Regions from separate parts of the Homo sapiens genome. Here region 2 is linked to region 1. Evidence: read pairs that join two places in POLR2A ChIA-PET (ENCODE). Cell type or tissue: GM12878. All regions are shown on one strand. Each heading gives the region's core, and the rest is flanking DNA. Links, peaks and the distances in the headings are about the cores only.

What was found. Peaks named below come from ENCODE experiments on the same cell type or tissue, not always from the same donor. Only the 100,000 strongest peaks of a DNase experiment are listed, where the experiment ranks them.
Region 2: POLR2A ChIA-PET joins it to region 1 with 6 read pairs; 2 of 35 experiments call an interaction of 5 or more read pairs at or near these places.

Annotation. Positions count from the first base shown.
Region 1 is chr1:39,266,489-39,273,817 of GRCh38, forward strand. The region is part of intron 6 of MACF1 (microtubule actin crosslinking factor 1); the gene reads left to right. Among named protein-coding and RNA genes, the nearest start is that of MACF1, 65 kb to the left of the region's middle. In GM12878, for the core only: no CTCF peak of the experiment used is centred there; DNase peaks (open chromatin) are centred at 1,893 and 3,433; H3K4me3 peaks cover 3,535 bases; H3K27ac peaks cover 3,907 bases.
Region 2 is chr1:38,975,419-38,982,747 of GRCh38, forward strand. No RefSeq gene overlaps it. Among named protein-coding and RNA genes, the nearest start is that of AKIRIN1, 12 kb to the right of the region's middle. In GM12878, for the core only: no CTCF peak of the experiment used is centred there; no DNase peak of the experiment used is centred there.

The DNA of each region.
Region 1 (7,329 bases), core at 733-5,732:
CTACTGCAGTTGTGAGGCAGATGGGACATCAGGAGGGTCTTAGAAGGGATTGTGTAAAAGCCGTTGCTTTAGGGCTTCTTGTTGCTTTCCTTTTGTGGTCTTTTCCTTTTTTTTTTTTTTTTTTTTTTTTTCAGGTCTCCAGGAAAGATAGTTAAGGCTATGCTAGTGTAAGTCTTTATGGCTTGCATGGAACCAGGCAGGCTACTGCTTTCTGCTGTGTGGCCTGGATCCTTTTGTTGTAGAATAAATAACTGCAATAGGAAAGAAACACATATATAATTTTATTCTCCATTCACAGCCCTTTGGGTTATAGTCTTTTCCCATATAGCAGATACTATACTAAAAAAAATTGGGGTGGAGGAATCTTCACTGACATCACAAGGTGATTTTTGAATCCGACTTTTACAGTCTGAAATTCAGACTTCCTGCCCTACTGCAATGGGAGTAAAAACCACCTGAACCTCTTTTTGGCAGCTTCTTCTCTTACTCCCAAATGGCAACAAGTGTTATCTCTTTGATTGAGCTCTTGGTCCATGCAGTCTAATTACCAATTCAGAACAGTGGGGGAACTTCTTATTTTACACAACTGGCAACTGAGTACAGATTTCCACTACTGCAGTAGTTAGAAGAGAGTAGTTGGGGTTGAAATTAAAAGTCTTAAAGTTAACAGAAGTTCATGTTCTGGCTTTGTCACTTACTAGCTGTGTAACCTAGGGCTATTAATCAACTTTCTTAAACCTCAGTTTCTTTTTTCTTTTTTGGAGACAGAGTCTTGTTCTGTTGGCCAGGCTGGAGTGCAGTGACATGATCTTGGCTCACTGCAACCTCCACCTCCCAGTTCAAGCAATTCTCATGCCTCAGCCTCCTGAATAGCTGGGACTAAGGGCGCATGCCACTGTGCCCAGCTAATTTTTTGTATTTTAGTAGAGACGGGGTTTCACCATGTTGCCCAGGCTGGTCTTAAACTCCTGAGCTCAGGCAATCCGCCTGCCTTGGCCTTCTAGAGTACTAGGATTATAATAGGCGTGAGCCACTGCGCCTGGCCAAACCTCAGTTTCTTTACCGATAAAATATAAAATAATAGTTTTGACCTCATATAGTGACTGTAAGAATTAAATGAGAAAGTCCATGTAAATAACTTTACACAGTGCTTGGCACACAGCAAGTGCAAAAAATATATTAGATGTTAGCAGTGGCAGCATCAATAATTACTATTGAACATTTTTGTCAAATATTGTTCATCAGAGACCCTGTTCATCTGTTGTATTTAGAAGTGGTATTCTTTTTACCAAGCACTCATTTACTGTACTCAAAACCAACTTCCAGATTTTTCCTGTCTGTGTCATTGGCTGGCAGAATTAACAGATCTTTCTTTTCTTTTATAGGAAAAAGGAGGGAAATAAATGCTCCAGAAGGCTAGATCTTTAAAGTCTGTGTTCCTTTTCTTAACTGTAAGAAGAAGGCTCTGGTTTCTTCAGGTTATAATTTCATTAAAATAATTTTATTGTTTTCTGACCTGAAAAAATTCAGAATATGTATATCTGCTTGATATTTTCTTTTGGGCATCTTGGTGCAACACTTAAAATCTATTTCATTTTGTAGTTTGGGAGCCATAATTGCAGCTTCACCAGGCTTGGTTCTTCTTGGCCCGGGCCCTTCCCTTCCCTTGCTGGTTAGTACCAGCCGAGCTGGTTTGCTTTTTCCCTTTTTGGTACTATTCTCCTCCTCCTTCCTCCACGTTACCTTCTGCCACGGCCTCTCTTCTTTTTCCCTCCATTTTCAATTTACACTTACATTTTCCCTCCTCCTCCTGGCCCTCCCTAGTTTTTCCCCTCCCCTGGTTTCTAGCTCCTTTTTGCTTTCTGTTTGTGTTACTGAGGGCAGTGCTCCAATTACCTCATATTTGGAGAGAGGAAGCTGCAGCCAATCCGGTTTCTGTCTGCTTTTAGGTCAAGTGATTTCTGAACTGCAGTGAGATGCTTTGAATTTGTCTTGTTGCAGCTCTGAGCCTGTAAGATGGCTGTCTGAATCGGCAGCGGCTGGAAGAGACAGAGAGAGGCGGGGAGGGAGGGAGAAAGAATTGGAGGGATTGCCGGCATAGTGCATGTTTTTAAATGTGCATCGAATCCGATGAGGCCAAGGTTGGGATTTCTGTGGGATCCCAGGACTGGCTTAGCTGCGTTTTTGCTGAGATTAGGAGAGGAAGGAAATGGGAAATTCACTGGGCTGTTTTAAGGAGCCGAAAGAGTCAATAGCTATTCCTGAGAAGGCTCCCATATCTCCTAAGAAAAGGGTTCGGTTCAAAAGGAGGTGGAGAGGGAAGAAAATCCCTACTCCAGAGGCATCTCACCAGGAAGAAACCTCAGAAGGAACTGGAGTCATTGAAGAGACTGAAACCCTAACGAAGTTAACAGAGAGTCTCCAAAAGGAAGACGGAGTGGGAGGGGTAGAGCATACCCCCCCAGATATTTTGCTGCCTGGGGACTCAGCCCCCAACTCACGGGTAGTCGATCGGGGGATGATAGTACAGGTAAAGGAGAGATTCCAAGGGGAGGTCCAGACCGCCCACCTTTTGTTAGAGAATGAGTCATCAGTTGCTGGAGGGGTCTGGGATTCCCTGGAAGAGGGGATGACTGTCATTGCTCACCTGCTTGATAACCCAGCAGAAAGGAACTGCGAGAAGTCAGTGAGCCAACTGGTGGAATTTCCTAGGACAGCATCCTGCAGCAGCAGGGCTGTGTTGCTGCCTTTGCAAGGAGAGACTGCAGTGGAGAAAGGAAATATTCAGCGTGGGTTTCGGAGCTGTGCTTTGCCTAGGACAGACTACCCCACTGATAAAGGAAATCAAGAACAATTTTCAGAGGGCTGGAGTGTGGAGGAAGGAACCAAGAGTGTTTCAGGTGCCCCTCAGACAGCTTCCTGGATTATAGAATGTTCTGTTTCTTCATTACTACTGGACCAGCCTGGAGGCCAAAGACGCACGGAGCCTTCCCATGTGGGTCAAGTGCCCCCCCAGGATTCCAGACTGCCTACTTCTCAGAGTGATTTGTCCATCAGTGGTGTGACTGTGAGCATTTTGCCCTCCTCCTCTGGCTATGGCAGTGATGGGCCACACATACATGGGATCCAGCCTAAAGATACAGAACCTGAAAAGAGCTCTACTTCCTTCTCAGAAGAGGATGGCACTCTTTCTCTGGAGGCAAGCCACACCCCATCATGGGGTCTGGAAGAGGTAGGTGGGCATGTTCAAGAGATAATCAAACTGCTGTTTGGATTCTTGGCCCTCAAACATATTAAAGCTGAGTGTGGTGAGCAGTGAGGATGTTGGTGCCTCTCAAACTTACCCCCATGTGGGTTAGTATCTGCTGGAGCTCAGCAAGCAGAATCTATTTCAGGTCTGCCCCTTGATGCTTGAAACCAAGACTTGTCTCTGGGGAATCCCTGATTCTGAGTAGCCAAGTGGCGTAATTGCTCAAGCTATCTGGTGGGATGATCTCTCAAGGTGCAATGCTAGATAGTACTTACTCTCAGGCAGGTCTGTTTACCAGCTTCCCTGCTACGAGAAGTTGTAATGTAGCACAAGAGACGATGGGGAAGGGCCTAACTGAATCTCTGGAATGAATCTCTGGAATAAATGTGGAAGGGGTCAGGCAGCTGTTGTCAGTGTACTTGCTCTTCCTCACAGGAGAGTGATATTCTTACTAGAGCTGATGCAATCCCATCCCTGTTGGGAAATTTCTGACGGCAGCACTCATTCAGTATTTGTATAGGTGGAGAGGGCTCATCCTTCTTTGGTTCCTAATTCCAGGATTAGAGGAGAGGGACAGAGTTATCTGGGGATTAGTTGAGAGAGAGAGAGGGAGGTTAGGGCAATTTGAAGGTTTAAGGCTAGAAAAGTTTGTTTTGTGACTGGATGTATTTAGGGCTTTAACATGATTTTGTTTTGAGGAATATATTGAGGCATGGATGGTGCTGCTGGTGGTGGTGGTAATGGCAGTTTCTGTGAATGTTTTAAAGGTCAAGGAGCAAGTGAGAATTCAGAGATGTGAACACTGAGATAAGGACTCAGCAAGACCATGGGTAGCACAGCATCTGGCATGTAGGTGTGTGATTGTGTGGGTGATTGAAGTTATAATTCACCAATGGCTAAAGAACTTTTACTGGGATGTTGGCCTCTGCAGCAGAAGAAATAAAAACATTAGGACTTCAAAGTGCAAAATTTATAAAATGAGGTAGGGCACTTTCCTTGCCTAGATGGGGGCCACTGATACTGTACAGGGGCCCTGATGTTTGCAGAGCAGGGATATGGTCTACCTACTGGTGCCCTGCCTATCACTAGCAGCATAAGGCTGAGGATAGATACAAATTCTGAGCAATCTGTGCCTAGAATTTCCTCTTTGGGGATACATTTTCCCCACAGACAGCCCCATCTTAGTGCCCTCTGTTATTAGAGTTTGGAGACTCCCAACAGGTTGAAGAAAAAGTGGCCATTGAAAAAATATCTATTTTATGGATGGGCAAGAGGTTTCTTGGGCCTCATATAAACATGGATATGTGTGGTGGGGAGTGTGATAGTTGTGTTATGGTAGGAAGGAAGGCAGTGAAACTACTGGGATATGGGGCGCATGAATGTATTAAGCTATTCTTGCATTGCTATAAATAAATACCTGAGACTGGGTAATTTACAAAGTAAAGAGGTTTAATTGGTATACAGTTCTGCAGGCTGTACAGAAAGCATGATGCTGGCATCTGCTCAGCTTCTGAAGAGGCCTGAGGAAACTTACAATCTTGGTGGAAGGCAGAGGAGCAGTAGGCATGTCACTTGGCTACAGCAGGAACGAGAGGTTGTGGGTGGGATGTGCCACACACTTTTAAATGACCGAATCTCATGAAAACCCACCTACCCTCACGAGAACAGCACCAAGGGGATGGTGCTAAACCATTCATGAGAAATCCACTTTCATGATTCATGATCCAGTCGTCTCCCACCAGGTCCCACTTCCAGTATTAGGGATTACAATTCAACATGAGATTTGGTAGGGACACAGATTGAAACCATATCAACAAGTATTTGGGTTTCATCAGATAAAAAAGAATGTCAAAGTCAACTTTTATCTTGTAAAAGTTGGAACAGATAGAGTAGTTGGGGGTAAAACCAGCTGTGGAACTGATTGTTGTACAACTGGCATTAAAATTGAAATTGTGTAGTCATCATAACATTATAGGACACATGCTTGTAACTGAGTGTGAGATTTTCAGAAATTTGGCATATAAAGTTTTAGGAACTCCTAGTAAAATCAATCCTAGATAATAGACCATAGATAGCAATGGCACCTTTGTATGGGCTGGATCTCCACACTGGCAAGGGAATGTTCTGCATGAGTCTGTGAGGAGTCTTAAAGAAAAGATTGTTAGGAGAAACCTTTGGACCATGATCTGTAGTGTGACCATATTGGCAACAGTATGATTCCTTTGCTGTTCAGTATGATTCAAATTGGTGTGTGGCATTTTCTGGGTAGCCAACCTCTGCATCTATTCCTTCTACCTTTTCACTGCAGACACAGTCATACTACTTATGTATAGCCAAGGCTGAAAAACTAAGTGACCGAGTCTCAGCTCAGACACCTGGCATATTTCCAGGTTTTGTGTCCATCATGTGATACAGGGACCACAGACTCACCATCCTATATGACAGATAAGAAGTAACTTATCAAGATAAGTGTGACATTCCTTCAGAATGAAAGTCCTTAAGGCCAAGAGGCTGCAACTCTCACTGGTCCCTGAAGGAACTGTCTTCAGGGAGCTGCTCCCCTCCCTAACAGGCTGTTCACAGGCTTGAGGACAGTAGCAGCCAGAGAAACAGAGAGGGCAACGCATACTGAAACCGATAGGCAGGGCAAGAGCATCTCTGCTAAAGTGGGAAAGCTGGGAGGGCAAGGGTCAGAAGAGCAGCTGCTGCTGTTCACACACCAACTCCTGTCTAAACAGGAGACAGCTGGCAGTCCAATTGAGTTGTTTTTTGCTTGCTTTTTTGGTGGTGGTTTTGTTTTTAATATGTCAGAGTAGTAACTATCCTCAGAAAATAATTTGAGTTCCAGCCAGACTGTCTCCTCTGTTGATTAGTCCAGGGCTTGTTGATGAGAGTGAGACCAGGCTATGGATAGACATAAACTTCACCATGGGTTTTGTTGCTTTTTAGGATGGAGAGAAATGGGAACTGATTGTGCTTCTTGCTAGTGTAGGGTTTAGATAGTAGAATATACATGATCTGCTTTTCTATTCACCTAGTACAGTTAATACTTCTTTTGTCAAGAAATAGTTAACACAGAAGCAAGATGACAAGGGTCAGCTGACAAATATGTTTTCAGAATGACAAGTAGACTAGGATTTGGAGCTGGATGGGAACAGGCTAATAGCAATCGCTCTTTGATGTCAGACAAAGGCCTTCTTCTCTGGCCCATTTCTTCTCTCAGGACTCCCTATTCCCAGCTGCTTTCAATATCCATACTACTAATACCTGGCTTATTTCAACAAGGAACATTTTTGAAAATCCCTTCCTCCTCCCCATCTTGACTTCTGCTGCCAAGCTCCTGCCCACCTTGTTAGCGAATCCCATTTAATGAAGCATTTACCTCTATACCAATTTTTTTTTTTTTTTTTTTTTTTGACACGGAGTCTGGCTCTGTCACCGAGGCTGCAGTGCAGTGGTGCGATCTCGGCTCACTGCAGCCTCTGCCTCCCGGGTTCCAGCTATTCGCCTGCCTCAGCCTCCCGAGTAACTGGGATTACAGGCGCCCGCCCCCACCACGCCCAGCTATATACCAGTGTTCTTGCCACAACCCTTCGAGTCTCTACAATTTTAGGTGAATAGTCAGATAACACTGGGGCCTAGAAATGATAAGAAAGAGGTTGGTTGGTGTATTATCTTCTGGGCTCAGCCTTTTCAGTTTACAAGTATCCCTCTCCCAGTTTTCCTTTTTAATTATAGGGAGAGTTGTTTTACTAATACTGGCTTTGTACTGAAAGAAGAAAGCAAAATTAACCAGATGACACTATTGGGGGAATGCAGAAGGTAAAGTTATAGTTTAGAACTTTAAGAAAGGATTTTGTTTCTTTTTCTTTTTTTTTGAGACGGAGTCTTGCTCTGTCACCCAGGCTGGAATGCGGTGGCCCTACCTCAGCTCACTGAACCTCTGCCTCCCGGGTTCACGCCATTCTCCTGCCTCAGAGTAGCTGGGACTACAGGCGCCTGCCACCATGCCCGGCTAATTTTTTGTATTTTTAATAGAGACAGGGTTTCACCGTGTTAGCCAGGATGGTCTCGATCTC
Region 2 (7,329 bases), core at 1,153-6,152, 290 kb before region 1:
CATATAGAGAAACAGTTCAATATCATTTACTAAATGAACCATTTTTTTTTGCCTGGCTGTAACAAATAACACTATTGTCATATGCTGAACTCTCTTCCATACTGGGATCTAGTTCTAGATTTTCTTTTTTTTTTTCTTTTTTTCTTTTTCTTTTTTTTTTTTGAGACAGGGTCTCATTCTGTTGCCCAGGCTGGAGTTCAGTGGCACAATCTCAGCTCACTGCAACCTCTGCCTCCCAGATTCAAGGGATTCTCCTGCCTCAGCCTCCCGAGTAGCTGGCATTACAGACATGCCACCACGCCCGGCTAATTTTTGTATTTTTTGGTAGAGACAGGGTTTCACCCTGTTGGCCAGGCTGGTCTCAAACTCCTGACCTCAAGTGATCCACCCGCCTTGGCCTCCCAAAGTGCTGGGATTACGGGCGTGAGCCACTGTGCCCAGCCTCTAGATTTTCTATTCTTTTCCAGTATTCTATTCCTATGCCAATATTATACTAATTTGATTAAAGTAGGTTTGTGGATGTTCTGGTATCTGGTTAAGCAAGTAGTTCCCCTTCACTGTACTCCATGTTCATACTTTCCTAGTTTATTCTAGGGTATAAATTCTTCCATATGGATTTAAGGTTATTTTAATGATTTCTTAAAAACTGCCTGCCTGGCCAGGTGCGGTGGCTCACGCTTGTAATCCCAGCACTTTGGTAAGCCGAGGCAGGTGGATCACTTGAGATCAGGAGTTCAAGGTCAGGAGTTCGAGACCAGCCTAGCCAACATGGAGAAACCCCATCTCTACTAAAAATACAAAAATTAGCTGGGCATGGTGGTGGATGCCTGTAATCCCAGCTACTTGGGAGGCTGAGGCAGGAGAATTGCTTGAACAGAGGCAGAGGTTGCAGTGAGCCGAGATTGCACCACTGCACTCCAGCCTAGGTGACAAACCGAGACTCCGTCTCAAACAAACAAACAAAAAACCTGCCTGCCAGAATTCTAATTGGAATTGCATTAAATATAAGTATTTTTAAATATTTTTGTTGTTACAACGTTAAGTTTTCTTATCCAAGAACAAATAACTTTCTACTTGTCTAGCTTTGAACTTTATGTTGTTCAGTAACATTTTTATTATATTCTTCATATACATCCTGTGACTTTGTTCAGCTTATTTATAGGTATTTGAAAAAACTTTTTACCAGGCATGGTGGCTAACACTTGTAATCCCAGCACTTTGGGGGCTGCTGAGGCAGGAGGATTGCTTGAGGCCAGGAGTTGGAGACCAGCCTGGGCAACATAGCCAGATCCTGTCTCTACAGTTTTGTCTTATTTTTTTGTTTTGTTTTTATTTATTTATTTTGGCTCTGTCAGCCAGACTGGAGTGCAGTGGCGAGATCTCAGCTTACTGCAACCTGCCTCCTGGTCTCAAGTGATCCTCCCACCTCAGCCTCCCAAGTAGCTAGCACTATAGGCTCATGCCACTACGCCTGGCTTATTTTTGTATTTTTTGTAGAGATAAAGTTTCACCATGTTGCCCAGGCTCCCGGGCTCAAGTGATTCAGCCACCTCGGCCTCCCAAAGTGTTGGGATTACAGGCATGAGCAAAAAAAAAAGTTGTTTTAATTAGCCAGTCATGGTGACATTTGCCTGTAGTCTCAGCTACTCAGGAGGCTGAGGTGGGAGGAAAACTTGAGCTCCGCAGTTCAAGGCTTCAGGGAGTCAAGATTGCACCACAGCACTCCAGGCTGGGTGAGAGAGGGAGGCCGTCTCTACAAAAAAAAATTTTTTTTTTGAGACGGAGTCTCGCTCTAGGCTGGAGTGCAGTAGCACGATCTCAGCTCACTGCAACCTCCGCCTCTTGGGTTCAAGTGATTCTCCTGCCTCAGCCTCCCGAGTAGCTGGGACTACCAGCACGTGCCACCACGCCCAGCTAATTTTTGTATTTTTAGTAGAGACAGGGTTTCACCATGTTGGCCAGGATGGTCTTGGTCTCTTGACCTCGTGATCCACCCACCTCAGTCTCCCAAAGTGCTGGGATTACAGGCATGAGCCACCATGCCTGGCCTATGAAAAATTTTTTAGGATAAAAAATTTAAAAATCTTTTTTTAGAGACAGAGTCTCACTGTGTTACCAGGCTGGCCTTGAACTTCTATGCTCAAACAATCCTGCATCCGCTTCCTAAGTAGCTGGGACTACAGGAAGTCCCACCACACCGGGCCCTGGGTATTTTATATTATTGAGAATTTTTTTTTTTTTTTTTTTTTTTTTTTTTTTTAGTGACAGGTGTGTCTGGAATTGGTTCCTTCCGGTGGGTTTGTGGTCTTGCTGACTTCAGGAGTGAAGCCACAGACCCTCCCGGTGAGTGTTACAGCCCTTAAAGGTGGCATGTCCGCAGTTGTTTGTTCCTCCCGGTGGGTTTGTGGTCTCACTGACTTCAGGAGTGAAGCTGCAGACCTTCGCAATGAGTGTTACAGCTCTTAAAGGTGGTGCTCCTCCTCAAAGAGTGAGGAGCAGCAAGATTTATTGTGAAGAGTGAAAGAACAAAGCTTCCACAGTGTGGAAGGGGACCCGAGTGGGTTGCGGCTGCCATCTTGGGTGGCAGCTTTTAGTCCCTTATTTGGCCCCACCCACATCCTGCTGATCAGTCCATTCTACAGAGTGCTAATTGGTCCATTTTATGGCGTGCTGATTGGTCCATTTTTAGAGAGTGCTGATTGGTGCATTTACAAATCTTTAGCTAGACACAGAGTGCTGATAGGTGCGTTTTTACATAGTGCTGATTGGTGCATTTACAAACCTTTAGCTAGACACAGAGCACTGACTGGTGTGTTTACAATCCTGTAGCTAGACAGAAAAGTTCTCCAAGTCCCCACCCGACCCAGAAGCCCAGCTGGCTTCACCTCTCAATCCCCCCTTTAAACAGGATACCCCAACTACTGTTGGGAATTGGGCGATGACCGTTCTAGCTACTTCCTGCTGGATAGGGGCAAAGAAGGGGCCCTGCAGTTGTAGTGTCCTCCAGAGGGGAATGCTTTAGGCCAAAGGGCCAGTGGATCGGTCCAGCGGTCCTTGATAGAAGTTGTTAGTTGAGCTCATTTGGGGTTCTATTTGTAAGACCATCTGTAGCTTGATGGCCTCGATCCTAGAGGAAACAAATTTGACAAGGAGGTTAAAAATACAGGGCCCGAAGGCAAGTAATAGCAAGACGGCTGTCACGGGACATAGAGAGGGGAGAAGCCAGGTTGCCCAACTCCAGAGGTTGGTATAAGAGTTTGAAAGGCATCGTCTGATTTCAGAAGACTTTTCCTGTAAACGCTGGGTGGCATCTAGTACTATCCCTGACAGGTTAGTGTAAAAGCAACACTCTTCCCCTAAGAAGGTACAAAGTCCTCCTTTCTCAGCAGTGAGGAGGTCTAGGCCTCGGCAGTTTTGGAGAGTCACTGCTGCCAAAGAGTCTATTTGGGATTGTAGTTACTATCCTTACTGGATAGATTTTGCTATTTCTTTTTTTTTTTTTTTTTTTTTTTTGAGACGGAGTCTCGCTCTTTTACCCAGGCTGGACTGCAGTGGCACTAGCTCGGCTCACTGCAACCTCCCCCTCCCGGGTTCACGCCATTCTCCTGCCTCAGCCTCCCGAGTAGCTGGGACTACAGGCGCCTGCCACTTCGCCCGGCTAATTTTTTGTATTTTTAGTAGAGACAGGGTTTCACCGTGTTAGCCAGGATGGTCTCGATCTCCTGACCTAGTGATCCGCCCACCTCGGCCTCCCAAAGTGCTGGGATTACAGGCGTGAGCCACCACGCCTGGTAGATTTTGCTATTTCTTGCAAACTGTCTGAGAAATCCTTTGAGAGTATGTGGTAGTAGGATAATGCATGTTACACTGTTAACTTTTAGCAAACTTTACTTTAGTTAAAAACGTTGTAAATTTGGGATTTTAATTTTCCTTTGCTATTAATAAAACCTCGTTCAGTCCATATTAACTTAGAATTGGTATAGATGGCTCCTTCCTAATTCTGTAAGTACTTTAAGATTTGGCTGAGTGCAAACAACTCACACGTTTGAGCAGACCAATAATTAGGCAATTTTCCTAACTGCTTCTACAAGAGTTCCCTTATCACTTACTGAATACCCACTGTGTCTTTTTTTTTTCCCTTAATTGCCTGGGAGGAACCATCTATCATCCTGTCCTGAAGGGAGTTCCTCCTAGATCTGGTTGGACTTTTGTATGGCAATTAATTAAGATTTAGATCCCCTGTTAGGAAACCTGCTGGGTTAAGGATCTTTGACAGGAAGGCTATGGGTTGTCAGTGGCCTCAGTGCTTTCAGGCTATGCCCTTGTTTGCACTGCCAACAAGGTGGTATTGGAGTGGTACAGGGTCACGGAGAAGACCTTCAATTATCAATTATAGGTTTTAAATTTACCCTGGCTTTTAAAGGAATAGGGTACACTGTTTTTTCTTTACTACTTCCATCTCTCTTTCTCTTTGACTTCTTTGTCTCTCTCTGTCTGTCTCTTCCTCTCTCTGACTCCCTTTTTGTCTCTGTCTCTTGGGGTCTCCCTATGGTGCCCAGGCTGGTGTCAAACTCTTGGGCTCAGGCCAGGAACGGTGGTTCACACCTCTAATCCCAGCACTTTGGGAGGCCAAGGCAGGCAGATCATGAGGTCAGGAGATGGAGACCATCCTGGCTAACATGGTGAAACCCCGTCTCTACTAAAAATACAAAAAATTACCCGGGCTTGGTGGCGGGCGCCTGTAGTCCCAGCTACTCGGGAGGCTGAGGCAGGAGAATGGCATGAACCTGGGAGGCGGAGCTTGCAGTGAGCCGAGATCAGTGCCACTGCACTCCAGCCTGGGTGACAGAGCGAGATTCCATCTAAAAAAAAAACAAAAACAAAAACTAAAAACTTCTGGGCTCAAGTGATCCTCCTGCCTTGACCTCCCAAAAGTGCTGGGATTACAGGTATGAATCACTGCACCCCACCTCTCTTAATTTCTTTTTTTTTTTTTTTTTTTGAGATAGAGTCTCGCTCTGTCACCCAGGCTGGAATGCAGCTGGTGCCATCTTTGCTCACTGCAACCTCCACCTCCTGGGTTCAAGTGATCCTCCTGCCTCAGCCTCCTGAATAGCTGGGACTACAGGCGCACGCCACTACACCTGGCTAATTTTTAAATTTTTAGTAGAGACAGGGTTTGCCACGTTGGACAGGCTGGTCTCAAACTCCTGACATCAGGTGATCTGTCCGCCTTGGCCTCCCAAAGTGCTGGGATTACAGGTGTGAGCCACCACACCTGGCCTTAATTTTTTAACATTACATTTTTTTTTCTTTTCATTATATTTTTTCATAACTGTGGTTCTCAAGTACATTAGAGGACTTGTATTTGCCTGTGCCCCTAAATAATAGGGTAAACATGCTTTTGACATGTGATTAGAGTAAACTGAACATTCTTGAGACTGGTACAGCTGGGTGCAGTGGCTCACACCTGGAATCTCAATGCTTTAGGAGGCTGAGGTGGGACAATCCCTTGAGACCAGGAGTTTGAGACCAGCCTGGGAAATATAGCGAGACTGTCTCCATAAAAATACTTTTTTTTTAAATTAGCCAGTCCTAGCTCCTGTAGTCCCAGCTACTCATGAGGCCGAGAAGGGAGAATCACATGAGTCCAGGAGTTAGAGACTCCCGTGAGCTACGATTCTACCATTGCACTCCAGCCTGGCAATAGAGCAAGACCTGATCCCTGAAAAAAAAAAGAAAAAGACAGAGAAGAAGAGGAAAGGCTATTGAATGTTATTAAAGCCTTTTCAGCATCTATTGATATAATCTTAAGGTCTTTCTTCTTTAATTCATGGAATATATTTATTTATTTATTTATTTTCGAGGCAGAGTTTCGCTTGTGTTGCCCAGACTGGAGTGCAATGGCGCAATCTCAGCTGATTGCAACCTCCGCCTCCCAGGTTCGAGATTCTCCTGCCTCAGCCTCCCCAGTAGCTGGGATTACAGGCGCCCGCCACCATGCCTGACTAATTTTTGTATTTTTAGTAGAGACAGAGTTTCACCGTGTTGGACAGGCTGGTCTTGAACTCCTGACCTCAGGCGATCCACTCTCCTTGGCCTCCCAAAGTGCTGGGATTACAGGCGTGAGCCACAGAGCCCGGCCAATTCATGGAATTTATGAATTATGTTGATATGCTTCCTGATAGTCTAGCCACCCTCATACATTTGGAATGAGCCAGTTTGGTCACCTTGTGGACTTGAATCTGCCTGGGCCCCTAAATGATATGGTAAGCTGGTGTGACTGTGAAACCAACCCAATAGTCCCATAGACAGTTGTTTTTGGATAAACATAGAAATTGACCCTTCTGATCCAAAAGCTTGAAACTTACATTTGTTTTGTTTGTTTGTTTGTTTGTTTGTTTTGAGATGGAGTCTGGCTGTGTCGCCCAGGCTAGAGTGCAGTGGTGCAATCTCGGATCACTGCAAGCTCCGCCTCCCGGGTTCATGCCATTCTTCTGCCTCAGCCTCCCGAGTAGCTGGGACTACAGGCACCTGCCACCATACCCGGCTAATTTTTTGTATTTTTAGTAGCGATGAGGTTTCACCATGTTAGCCAGGATGGTCTCGATCTCCTGACCTCGTGATCCGCCCACCTTGGCCTCCCAAAGTGCTGGAATTACAGGCATGAGCCACCGCGCCCTGCCGGAAACTTAACATTTGTTTTATCTGAGTTTCTTCCTCAAGAAAGGATCTCCAGTCCTCTCAAAACGTATCAAAGAACTGAAACTCACCAGATCATCTCCTCCAGACAATGAGACTCCAGGCCCCCAATTCATCATGATTGCTTCCTTACCCTTCTGAGTTTCTGTTTTCTCATAGATAGTTACATTTCTTCCCTGATATATAAACCCCAAATTTTAGCTGGTCAGGGAGATGGATTTGAGACCAAGCTTCTATCTCCTCAGCTGCAGCACCCAGTTAAAGCCTTCTTCTAGCAATACTCATAGTCTCAGTCACTGGCTTTCTGTGCTGTGAACAGTAGGACCTAGACCGAACCCCTGGTGTTTCGGGAACAACTCTTGTGTACTGCATTCCAGTTGCTAATGTTTTATTTGGAATGTTTGCCTCTGTTCATTAGTAAAGTTGGTCTATAGTTCTTTCTTGGTACTACATTTTTCAAGGTTTGGTTTTAAAATTATGTCAGCAGCATAAAATGAATTGGGGAGCTTCTCAATTTTCGATTGGATCAAATAACTGTAATAGGTCAAATAACTATGGACCTGTGTGTTCTTTAAAGGTTAAATGGAACATAGTTAGAAAGCTATTAGGTTCTGTTCTTTTTATTAT